Regions from separate parts of the Homo sapiens genome. Here region 1 is linked to region 2. A link is an interaction called in ENCODE POLR2A ChIA-PET data of the cell type or tissue named here. Cell type or tissue: GM12878. All regions are shown on one strand. Each heading gives the region's core, and the rest is flanking DNA. Links, peaks and the distances in the headings are about the cores only.

The links. Peaks named below come from ENCODE experiments on the same cell type or tissue, not always from the same donor. Only the 100,000 strongest peaks of a DNase experiment are listed, where the experiment ranks them.
Region 1: POLR2A ChIA-PET joins it to region 2 with 5 read pairs; 2 of 35 experiments call an interaction of 5 or more read pairs at or near these places.

The regions. Positions count from the first base shown.
Region 1 is chr13:112,800,107-112,805,486 of GRCh38, reverse strand. ATP11A (ATPase phospholipid transporting 11A) reads right to left here. Exons shown (of 30, transcript NM_015205.3): 3 at 441-530. Among named protein-coding and RNA genes, the nearest start is that of ATP11A-AS1, 48 kb to the right of the region's middle. RefSeq lists enhancers at 1,843-2,082, 2,909-3,158. In GM12878, for the core only: no CTCF peak of the experiment used is centred there; DNase peaks (open chromatin) are centred at 1,906, 2,536, 2,976 and 4,562; H3K4me3 peaks cover 2,222 bases; H3K27ac peaks cover 3,873 bases.
Region 2 is chr13:112,657,832-112,663,211 of GRCh38, reverse strand. All of the region lies in intron 1 of ATP11AUN (ATP11A upstream neighbor lncRNA), which reads right to left. Among named protein-coding and RNA genes, the nearest start is that of ATP11AUN, 13 kb to the right of the region's middle. In GM12878, for the core only: no CTCF peak of the experiment used is centred there; no DNase peak of the experiment used is centred there.

The DNA.
Region 1 (5,380 bases), core at 291-5,290, 140 kb before region 2:
CCAGGATGGTCCCTATCTCTGGACCTCGTGATCCTCCCAGAGTGCTGGGATTACAGGCGAGCCACTGTGCCCGGCCTGGATTTTCTTTAGAGCATCCACACACACTTAGGAAGAGTAAATTAAGTGTAACGATGCATAGCTTGGCAGTGAACTTGTCCAAATGATGACAAAGCTCTGATTTCCCCTCTGGTACTAGAAGGAAAGGGGCAGGAAAGGCTGTCACCAACTTAAACCCAAAGTAGCGTCGTGTGTAGTTTAGCTTGTGTGGATCTCACAGAACCAAGACATTTTGCCCTTCCTTAAGAAAATAAATAAATTAATCATAGGTGAGGGGCACCATGTCCTTGCTCTTTCATTAGCCGTGTGGCAGTTACCTGAGAATAAAATGTCACTTATTTAGATTTATATGTGATGAGATGGAAAACAATGACCGGCCTTACCTGCACCAGAAATATGATAAGGAAATAAAAGTTGGCTACTCTTCTGAATTGTTCAAATAAATTCTTGGGTATAAAGTTCCAAAATGTGTACTGCATAAAAGAAAAACAAACATCCATCATTGAGATCAGATTTTACTCTTGTAGTGTTACTCTAGGGCATAGTAAGTAGCACTGGATTTTACAGTACAAAATGTTTAGCTTTAGATATAAAACTCATAATTCATAATTTAGAGTGTTTGTTGACAGCTAAGACAGCTTAAACAAAGTGTGTACTCTGAAACACGTATGTAAATTACCTAACTCCAGAGAATTCAAGATAAAACGCAAGGTAGCTCAACAATAGTTTGATTATTAAGATGTCTTTTATAAAACGTAAACCTGTGATCATTAACTCAACACATTAGCATTTTACTTCAGTAATTTCTGCATGATCTCTCCTCTGAGTGAGAGCATGACAGCGAGCTGAATGGAAGCCTTCACCCAGCTCCAGGCAGCTTCTGAGGCAGGCGTGTTTCTTGTCCACAGCTCAGGCACAGGGGCTTTGAGGCCTCAGGGGGAAGGACAGGAAAAGGAGGGGAAGGAGGGCAGAGAGGGGATGGGGGGGAGGGAGGTGAAGGAGGGAAGGAGGAAAAGGAGGGGAAGGAGGGCAGAGAGGGGATGGGGGGAGGGAGGTGAAGGAGGGAAGGAGGGGAACGAGGGCAGAGAGGGGATGGGGGGAGGGAGGTGAAGGAGGGAAGGAGGAAAAGGAGGGGAAGGAGGGCAGAGAGGGGATGGGGGGAGGGAGGTGAAGGAGGGAAGGAGGGCAGAGAGGGGATGGGGGGAGGGAGGTGAAGGAGGGAAGGAGGGGAAGGAGGGCAGAGAGGGGATGGCAGGGAGGGAGGTGAAGGAGGGAAGGAGGGCAGAGAGGGGATGGGGGGAGGGAGGTGAAGGAGGAAAAGGAGGGGAAGGAGGGCAGAGAGGGGATGGGGGGAGGGAGGTGAAGGAGGGAAGGAGGAAAAGGAGGGAAGGAGGGCAGAGAGGGGATGGCAGGGAGGGAGGTGAAGGAGGGAAGGAGGGGAATGAGGGGAATGAGGGAAGGAAGGGAAGAAAGGAGGAAAAGGAGGGGAAGGAGGGCAGAGAGGGGATGGGGGGAGGGAGGTGAAGGAGGGAAGGAGGGGAATGAGGGAAGGAAGGGAAGCAAGGAGGAAAAGGAGGGGAAGGAGAGGAAGGAGGAGGAGGGGAAGGAGAGGAAGGAGGGGAGGGAGGGGAAGTAAGGCAGGGAGGGGAGGGAGAGGAAGGAGGGAAGGAGGGGAATGAGAGAAGGAGGGGAAGGAGGTCAGGGAGGGAAGGAGGGGAATGAGAGAAGGAGGGGAGGGAGGGGAAGGAGGGAGAATGCCCAGCCACCACAGCATCTCCTCTCCACACTTCTCATTTTGCTTCTGTAGCAGTTTCATTCAACTTCTGTGTTGAAAACAACAACGTCCCAGATGTCACGAACCTTCACTGAGTTTGGAAATAGTTTCTGAAATTTCATCTGACATGTTTTTACGCCGTAATGAAGACAGTCTACCGAAACCTGAAGAAGGTCTCACAGCCTGTGCTGCGGCCTCTGCCATCTGTGTGTCTCTTCAACGGGGCTTATTTCAAAATCCCATTCGAAGGTGGGTTCTGGCTCCTGGAAGCCAGAAGTAGTTGTCAAATTCTCATACCAAGAATTTCTTTAATTCCAGGCTCATGAATATAAGTTATTTACAATTCAATGTAACAACTAAAGCCTGGTATGGTCCTAAACTAACCAACATGTTCTGAATTTGGTGTTTACAAATATTTCAGAGGAAATCCATGTGCGTCTTTTAAAACTTCTCTGCCTCAAGTTTCCAGTGGCTTAGAGAGTATATAAGGAATTTCCATTTTCTATTCTAATTCACATTTACAAAGTGATTTTACCTTTCACAATAAAGTTCCTTAATGAGGGTAAAAACAGAGTAGTGGCTCCCCCCAGTTCATGACAACTACGGCCATATTTTCAGTTCCCATCTCAGGTTGACTGTAATAAAAAAGGCAAGGGGAGCTCCAGAAGAGAGTCTCTGGAGTTTTAAAAAAGAAACTAACTTTCCATGTCCTCCCTAGGTCATCCCGCCCTACCCATCCAAACACCCTTATTTTCCATGTGTTGTTTGATACCAGGTTTTTATCAGATGTGTGTTTTGCAAATCTATTCTCCCAGTCAGTGGCTCATATTTTAATTCTCTTAACTGTATTTTGCAAAGCTCAAGTTTTTAATCTTCACGAAGTCCAACTTATCAATTTTCCTTTCATGAACAGTGTTTTTGGTGTTATCCAAAAACTTGTTGCCAAACCCAAGGTCACCTAGACTTTCTCCTACATTTCTACAAGTTTCATTATTATACATTTTACATTTAGGTCTATGACTCACTTTGAGCTAATTTTCTTGAACGGTGTGTGATCACTGTCTAGAGTCACTGTTGCTGGGTTTTTTTTTTTTTTTTTTTTTGCATGTCCAGTTTTTCTAGCACTATTTGTTGAAAAGAAATAGTGCTTTTCTGTCTGCCCTGAATTGCCTTTGCTCCTTTGTCAAAGATGGGTTGACTATCTGGGTGAATGGGTTGACTATCTGGGTGGATTTACTGGGTGGATCTACTCCCAGGCTCTCTATGATGTTTCATTGATCTATTTGTCTATTCTTTTCTTTTTTTTTTGTGAGACGGAGTCTCGCTCTGTTGCCCAGGCTGGAGTGCAGTGGCGCGATCTCGGCTCACCGCAAGCTCTGCCTCCTGGGTTCGCGCCATTCTCCTGCCTCAGCCTCCTGAGTAATTGGGACTACAGGCGCCCACCACCACGCCCGGCTAATTTTTTTTGTATTTTTAGTAGAGATGGGGTTTCATCGTGTTGGCCAGGTTGGTCTCAATCTCCTGACCTCGTGATCCGCCCGCCTCGGCCTCCCAAAGTGCTGGGATGACAGGTGTGAGCCGCCACGCCCAGCCGCTATTTCTCTATTCTTTCAGCAACACCACACTGTCTTGATTACCGTAGTTTTACAGTAAGTCCTAAAGTGGGCTAGTGTCAGTTCTCCAACTTGGTTCAATACTGCGAGGCTATTCTGGGTCTTTTGCCTTTCCATATAAATGCAGAATCAGTTTGGTGATATCTAGAAATTAACTTGCTGGGAATTTGATTAGGACAGGTCAAAGTGGGAAGAACTGACATCTTAAAAACATGGAGTTTTCCCATCCATGAACATGGAACATCTCTCCATTAATTTAAGTCTTTGATTTCGTTACAGTTTTGTCGTTTTCCTTACCTAGACCTTGTACATATCTTGTTAGATTTATACCTGTGTAATTTGGTGGGTGGGGGGGTTAAATGTAAATAGTGTTGTTTTCAATTTCAAATTCCAACTGTTCATTGCTGGCATATAGGATAGCGATTAATTTTTGCATCCTGCAACCATGCTATAATCGCCTCTAACATCCAGAAGTTTTTTTGTTATTGTTGGTTCTTTGGGATTTTCTGCATGGACAATCATATCACTTGTGAACAAAGATAGTCTTATTCCTTCCTTCCCAATCTGTAGGACTTTTATTCCCATTTCTACTCTTACTGTATTAGCTAGGATTTCCAGTACAATGCTGCATAAGAACAGTGATAAGGGATTTCTTGCCTTTTTTCCAATCTTAGGGTGAAATCATCTCGTTTTTCACCATTAAGTATGACGTCAGCTGTAGGCCTTTTATTCCCATTTCTACTCTTACTGTATTAGCTAGGATTTCCAGTACAATGCTGAATAAGAACAGTGATAAGGGATTTCTTGCCTTTTTTCCAATCTTAGGGTGAAATCATCTCGTTTTTCACCATTAAGTATGACGTCAGCTGTAGGCCTTTTATTCCCATTTCTACTCTTACTGTATTAGCTAGGATTTCCAGTACAATGCTGAATAAGAACAGTGATAAGGGATTTCTTGCCTTTTTTCCAATCTTAGGGTGAAACCATCTCGTTTTTCACCATTAAGTATGACGTCAGCTGTAGGGCTTTTCGGAGATGCTCTTTATGAAGCTCAGGAAATTCCCCTCTGTTTTTAGTTTGCTGCAGTACATGAGTGGGTAGTGAATTTTGTCAAATTCTTTTTCTGCACCTATTGATATAATCATGTAAGTTTTCTTTTTTAGCCTGTAAATATGGGTTATATTAGTCGATTTTCAAATGTTGGATCAGCCTTGCATACCTAGGATAAACCCACTTGGTCATGGTGTATAATTCTTTTTATACATTGTTGAATTGGACTTGCTAATATTTTATTGAGAATCGTTGCTTCTATGTTCATGAGAAATACTGGTGTGTGATATCGTCTTTCTGGTAATATCTTTTTCTGGTTTTGGTTTTAGGGTAATGCTGGCCTCATAGAACGAATTAGAAAATGTTCCTTCCGCTTCTATTACCTGGAAGAGATTGTAGAGAATTGATTTTTTTTTTTTTCCTTAAATGTTTGGTAGAATTCACCAGTGAAAACATCTGAGTCTTGTGCTTTCCGTTTTGGAAGAGTATTAATTACGGATTCCATTTCTTTTAATTGATGTAGGCCCACCCAGATTATATTTCTCCTTGTTTGAGTTTTGGTAGATAGCGTTTTTCAAGAAACTGGCCAATGTTATCTAAGTTACCAAGTTTATGGGTGTAGGGCTGTTCATGATATTCCTTTTAATCTTTTTATTAGCCATGTTACCAGTAGTGATGCCCCTCCTTTATTTCTGATGTTTGGAATTTGTGTCTCTTTTCTTTTCCTCTTGTTTAGCCTGGCTAAAGTTTTATTGATTTTATTGATTTTTTTTTTTCAAAGAACCAGCTTTTGATGTTTAAAATTTTCTCTGATTTCCTGTTTTCAATTTCATTAATTTCTGTTCTAATGTTGATTATTAATTTTTTGTTAAGTTTCCTAATGTTG
Region 2 (5,380 bases), core at 318-5,317:
AAACAAGTTAGTAATGCTTCTGTACACTAACAGCAAAGTATCTGAAAAAGAAATCAAGAAAACAATCCCATTCATAATAGCTACTAAAAAAAAAAGATACCTAGGAATAAATGTAACCAAGGAGGTAAAAGATCTGTACACTGAAAACTATAAAACATTGATGAAAAATATTGAAGTTTACACAAATAAATGGAAAGATATCTTGTGTTCGTGGATTAGAAGAATTAATATTATTAAAATGTCCATACTACCCAAAGTGATATACAGATTCAATGCAATTCCTATGCCAATGACATTTTTCACAGAAAAAAAAATTATAAAGTTCACATTCATAAAATACCCAGAATAGCCAAAGTGAGCCTGCGTTAAATAAAAATAAAGCTGGAGGCATCACACTACCTGACTTTGAAATATAATACTACAAAGCTGATATTGGTATAAAAACAAACACTCAGACCAAAGATGCTAAAACACGCATTAAGGAAAAGATAGCCTTTTCAATCAATGGTGCTGGGAAAATTGGATGTCCACAGGCCGAAGAATGAAACTGGACACCTATTTTTCACTATATACAAAAATCAACTCAAAATGGATTAAAGACTTAAATGTAAGACAGAAAACTATGAAATGATTAGAAGAAAACATAGAAGAAATACTTAATGACACTAGACTAGACAAGGATTTTTTTGAATAAGACTCAAAAGCGCTGGGTGCGGTGGCTCACGCCTGTAATCCCAGCACTTTGGGAGGCCGAGGCAGGGAAATCATGTGGTCAGGAGATCGAGACCGTCCTGACTAACACGGTGAAACCCTGTCTCTACTAAAAATACAAAAAATTAGCCGGGCGTGGTGGCATGCACCTATAGTCCCAGCTACTTAGGAGGCTGAGGCAGGAAAATCGCTTGAACCCAGGAGACAGAGGTTGCAGTGAGCTGAGATCGTGCCACTGCACTCCAGCCTGGGCAACAGAGTGAGACTCCATCTCAAAAAAAAAAAAAAAGAAAAAGACTCAAAAGCATAGGCAACAAAAGCAAAAATAGACAATTTTGATTACACCAAACTAGAAAGTGTCTGTACAACAAAGGAAACAAGCAACAGAGTGAAGACAACATATAGAATGGGAGAAGATATTTGCAAACAATCTATCTGACAAGTGATGAATATCCAGAATACATAAGGAGCTCAAATAACTCGACAGCAAAAAAAAAAAAAAAAAAATCAGATGTAAAAATGGGCAAAAGACCTTAACAGACATTTTTCAAAAGAAAACATATAAATGGCCAACATGCATGTGAAAAAATGCTCAACATTACTAATCATCAGGGAAATGCAAATCAAAATACGAGAAGACATTACCTCATTCCTGTTAGAATGGCTGTTATTGGAAAGACAAGAGATAATAAGTGTTGACGAGGATGTGGAGAAAAAGGAACTCTTGTGCACTGCTGGTGGGAATGTATAGCTATTATGGAAAACAGTATAGAGGTTCCTCAAAAAATTAAAAATAGAATTACCATATAATCCAGCAATCCCATTTCTGGGTATATAGCTGAAGGAAATGAAATCAGTATGTCTAAGAGATGACTACTCTCCAATGTTTATCGCAGCACTATTCACAAAAGCCAAGATATGGAATCAACCTAAGTATCCCACAACAGATGCATGGATAAAGAAAATGTGGTATATAAACACAATGGAGTACTATACAGCCATAAAAAAGAACAAAATCCTGTTATTTACAATAACATAGATGAACCTGGAGGACATTATGTTAAGTAAGCCAGACACAGAAAGCCAAATACCCCGTGTCTCACTCATCTGTGAAATCTAAAAATCCTGATCTCATAGAAGTAGAGAGTAGGATAGCAGTTACCAGGGGCTGGGGAGGGTGTTAGTAAGGGGAAAACAGGGAGAGATTGGTCAATCGGTACAAAGTTACAATTAGATCGAAAGTATAAATTCTGGTGTCCTATTGCATGGTAGGGTGAATATAATCAATCATAAGGTATTATATATCTCAAACTAGCTAGAAGACAGGATTTTGTATGTTCCCATCATAAAAAATGATAAGAATTTGAGGTCATAAATATGCTGATTACTCTGATTTGATCATTACACAATGTATACATGTATCAAAATATCATATTGTGTCTGCTCTGTTGATGGAGTAGCCACTCTTTAATTTCTTTATTAATAAACTTGCTTTCAATTAAAAAAATCATATTGCACCCCATAAATAAGTACAATTATTCTATCAATTAAAAATAAAAATAATGATTAGAAATCCAAAATAAATAAAAATCAAAACTACTACAGGTGACCTTGAACAACACGGGTTTGAACTGCATGTGTCCACTTACACACAGATTTTTTTCAACAAATGTATTGGAAAACTTTGGAGATTTGCAACAATTTGAAAAAACTTGCAGATAAAATGTGTAGCCTAGAAATATTTTAAAAATTAAGAAAAGGTTAGATATCTCATGAAGACATAAAATATATGTAGATACCAGTCCATTTTATTATTTACCAAAATAAAATATACACAAATGATTATAAAAAGTTAAAATTTATGAAAACGTATGCACACAAACACAGACTGTACATGGTGCCACTCACAGTTGAGAGAAATGTAAACCAATATGAAGATGCAGTGTGAGGCCAGGTGCGGTGGCTCACGCCTGTAATCCTAACACTTTGGAAGGCCGAGGGGAGTGGATCACCTGAGGCCAGGAGTTTGAGACCAGCCTGGCCAACATGGAGAAACCCCGTCTTTACTAAAAATGCAAAAATTAGCCAGGTGTGGTAGTGCACGCTTGTAATCCCAGCTACTTGGGAGGCTGAGGCAGGAGAATTGCTTGAACCCAGGAGGCAGAGGCTGCAGTGAGCCGAGATTGTGCCATTGCCCTCCAGCCTGGGCGACAGAGCAAGACTCATCTCAAAACAAAACAAAACAAAACAAAACAAAACAAAACAATAACAAAAAAAGATGCAGCGTGATGTCATAACTGCATAAAAATAACTGTAGTGAGTGTCGGGCGCGGTGGCTCACGCCTGTAATCCTAGCACTTTGGGAGGTAGAGGCGGGTGGATCACGAGGTCAGGAGATCGAGACCATCCTGGCTAACACAGTGAAACTCTGTGTCTATTAAAAATACAAAAAAATTAGCCGGGCGTGGTGGAAGGTGCCTGTCGTCCCAGCTACTCCGGAGGCCGAGGCAGGAGAATGGCATGAACCTGGGAGGTGGAGCTTGCAGTGAGCCAAGATCGTGCCACTGCATTCCAGCCTGGGTGACAGAGCGAGACTCCATGTCAAAAAAAGATAATAATAATAGAATAAAAATTAACTGTAGTGAGTACTGTACTACTGCAAAGACTTTACAGCCACCTCCTGTAGCTGTCATGGTGAGCGTGAGCATCCTGAGGAATCCCTTAAAACTCCGTGTGACGCTAATCATCTCCATGTGAACAGGTGTCTCTTCAGTACATCGCGTTCGGTAGGAAACAGTGACCTCTTGCAGTTCTCACGTATTTCTCGTGTTTGAATAGTACCACAGGACCCACACGAAGTGCCACTGGTGATGCTGGAACCCCCCCCCCCCCACAAGAAGCAGAAAAACGTCACCACATAACAGAAAAAGTGGAAATGCTTGGTATGTACCGTAGATCGAGGTCTGCAGCTGTGGTTGCCGCTATTTCAGACGGACGATTCATCTTATAAAGAAAGTAAACTTACGGCATCCATAAGTGCAGTACAGTCCCATAAATGCATTTTCTCTTTCTTCTGAGTTTCTTAATAACATTTTCTTTTCTCTAGCTTACTTTATTATAACAATGCAGTGTACAGTACATATAACATATAAAATATGTGTTAATTGACTTTCGGTCAGCAGGAAGCTATCAGTGGTTAAGTTTTTGGAGAGTCAAAAGTTACCTGGGAATTTCCGACCCCTGGGGAGGATCATCCCTGCCCCTGGAGAGCTTCGGGGATCCCTGTGATCTTTGGTTTATCTTGGCTTCTCTTTTCTGTTTCAGTCTGGACACTACAGAGATTTTCAAAAACTGTCTGTGAGGGTAGATAACATGTATGAATTTATTTCAAGTTAGGGAAGCTGGTATTAACAACATGTGTTTGTCTGAAAGAGATGGCATGACTGTTCTGGAATCCTGTTTTCCTCTGCTGGCCACCACGTGCTGCCTAAGAGGCCTGGGAAGGGTCTGGGAGACAGGGAGGGGCAGGAGGTGGGGCAGGGAGTGAAGAGAGAGAGACAGGTTAGAAACACCATGCTTCCCCTCAGGCCTGTCACATATGGACATAGTCAGGTTTAGACAAAATATCACATATTCTGCTGCTGACAGGGAAAAACAACAATAAATAAACAAAGTAGCACATAAATACAACTCATAGCATGTTCTCTCTTATTTCCAAGTACACAATGTATCGTCTCAAACTGGTGCACTGTCTCACAGGGGTTCCCAATATCTCCTCCATATTCCCGTTATGTACTAGAGGGTTACACATGTGTATGCACACATATAATACAAACCTAGGTTTCTATGTGCCTTCTTTTCTTCCTACCTTCCTCTCTGTCTGTCTCTCTCTCATTCTTGCCAATATGGCTGTGAGTCTCTAATTTTCACTTTATTTCCTGCAACTGACTCCAAGCCATTTCCTCAAGCTACATGAAGAAACACCATTCAATGAAGGGAGAAGAAAGCCTGGAAACGTATCCTTTTTAAGTTTATTCTTTCAAACTCAGAGTTTTGAGGGAAAAAGCTAAGCTAAAAACACTGGCATTTGCAAATGAAACTTCTTCAGCTGCCTGCCAGAGCTGTAAATTATTTAACAAGAGAAATTAAATCTTCACCCAGAAGCCCGGGGCTCTAATCACACAGCCAAGTTCGCTCAGCGTGTGAGCCCTGTGGGTGCACATTCCAAGACGCTGACAGCTGCAGACAACGCAGATGACGTGGGTTTGAGGCCTAGCCCCTAGGCAGGTGGGATGAATCTTAGCTGACTGCGGTGACCGGAAATTAGCAGTGCCGCCATTGGCAGGTGGCAGTGTTCCTCCAGCTGGTGAGATAGTCCAGGCCACTGCCCTGCGACTCGGGGGCTCCAGCAAAAGCCTGGGCTCTGGGCTCACTCCCACCTCCCTGGGACATTCCTGGTTTTAACACCGCAAGTCCCATCCTTCTGGGAACCCCTCAGTTTGGGACTAAGGGGAAGGCGGGTCCTTTGTGACCCTGGTGTCAGGTGTCTCTATGCACATGGCAGACAGACTCCTTAGGAGGGGGAGTCCCGTCCCTACCTCCTCCCCATGGGCTCTACCAGGAAGGAGGCCCCACCAGGATAGAGGTCCCATCAGAAAGGAGGCCCCAC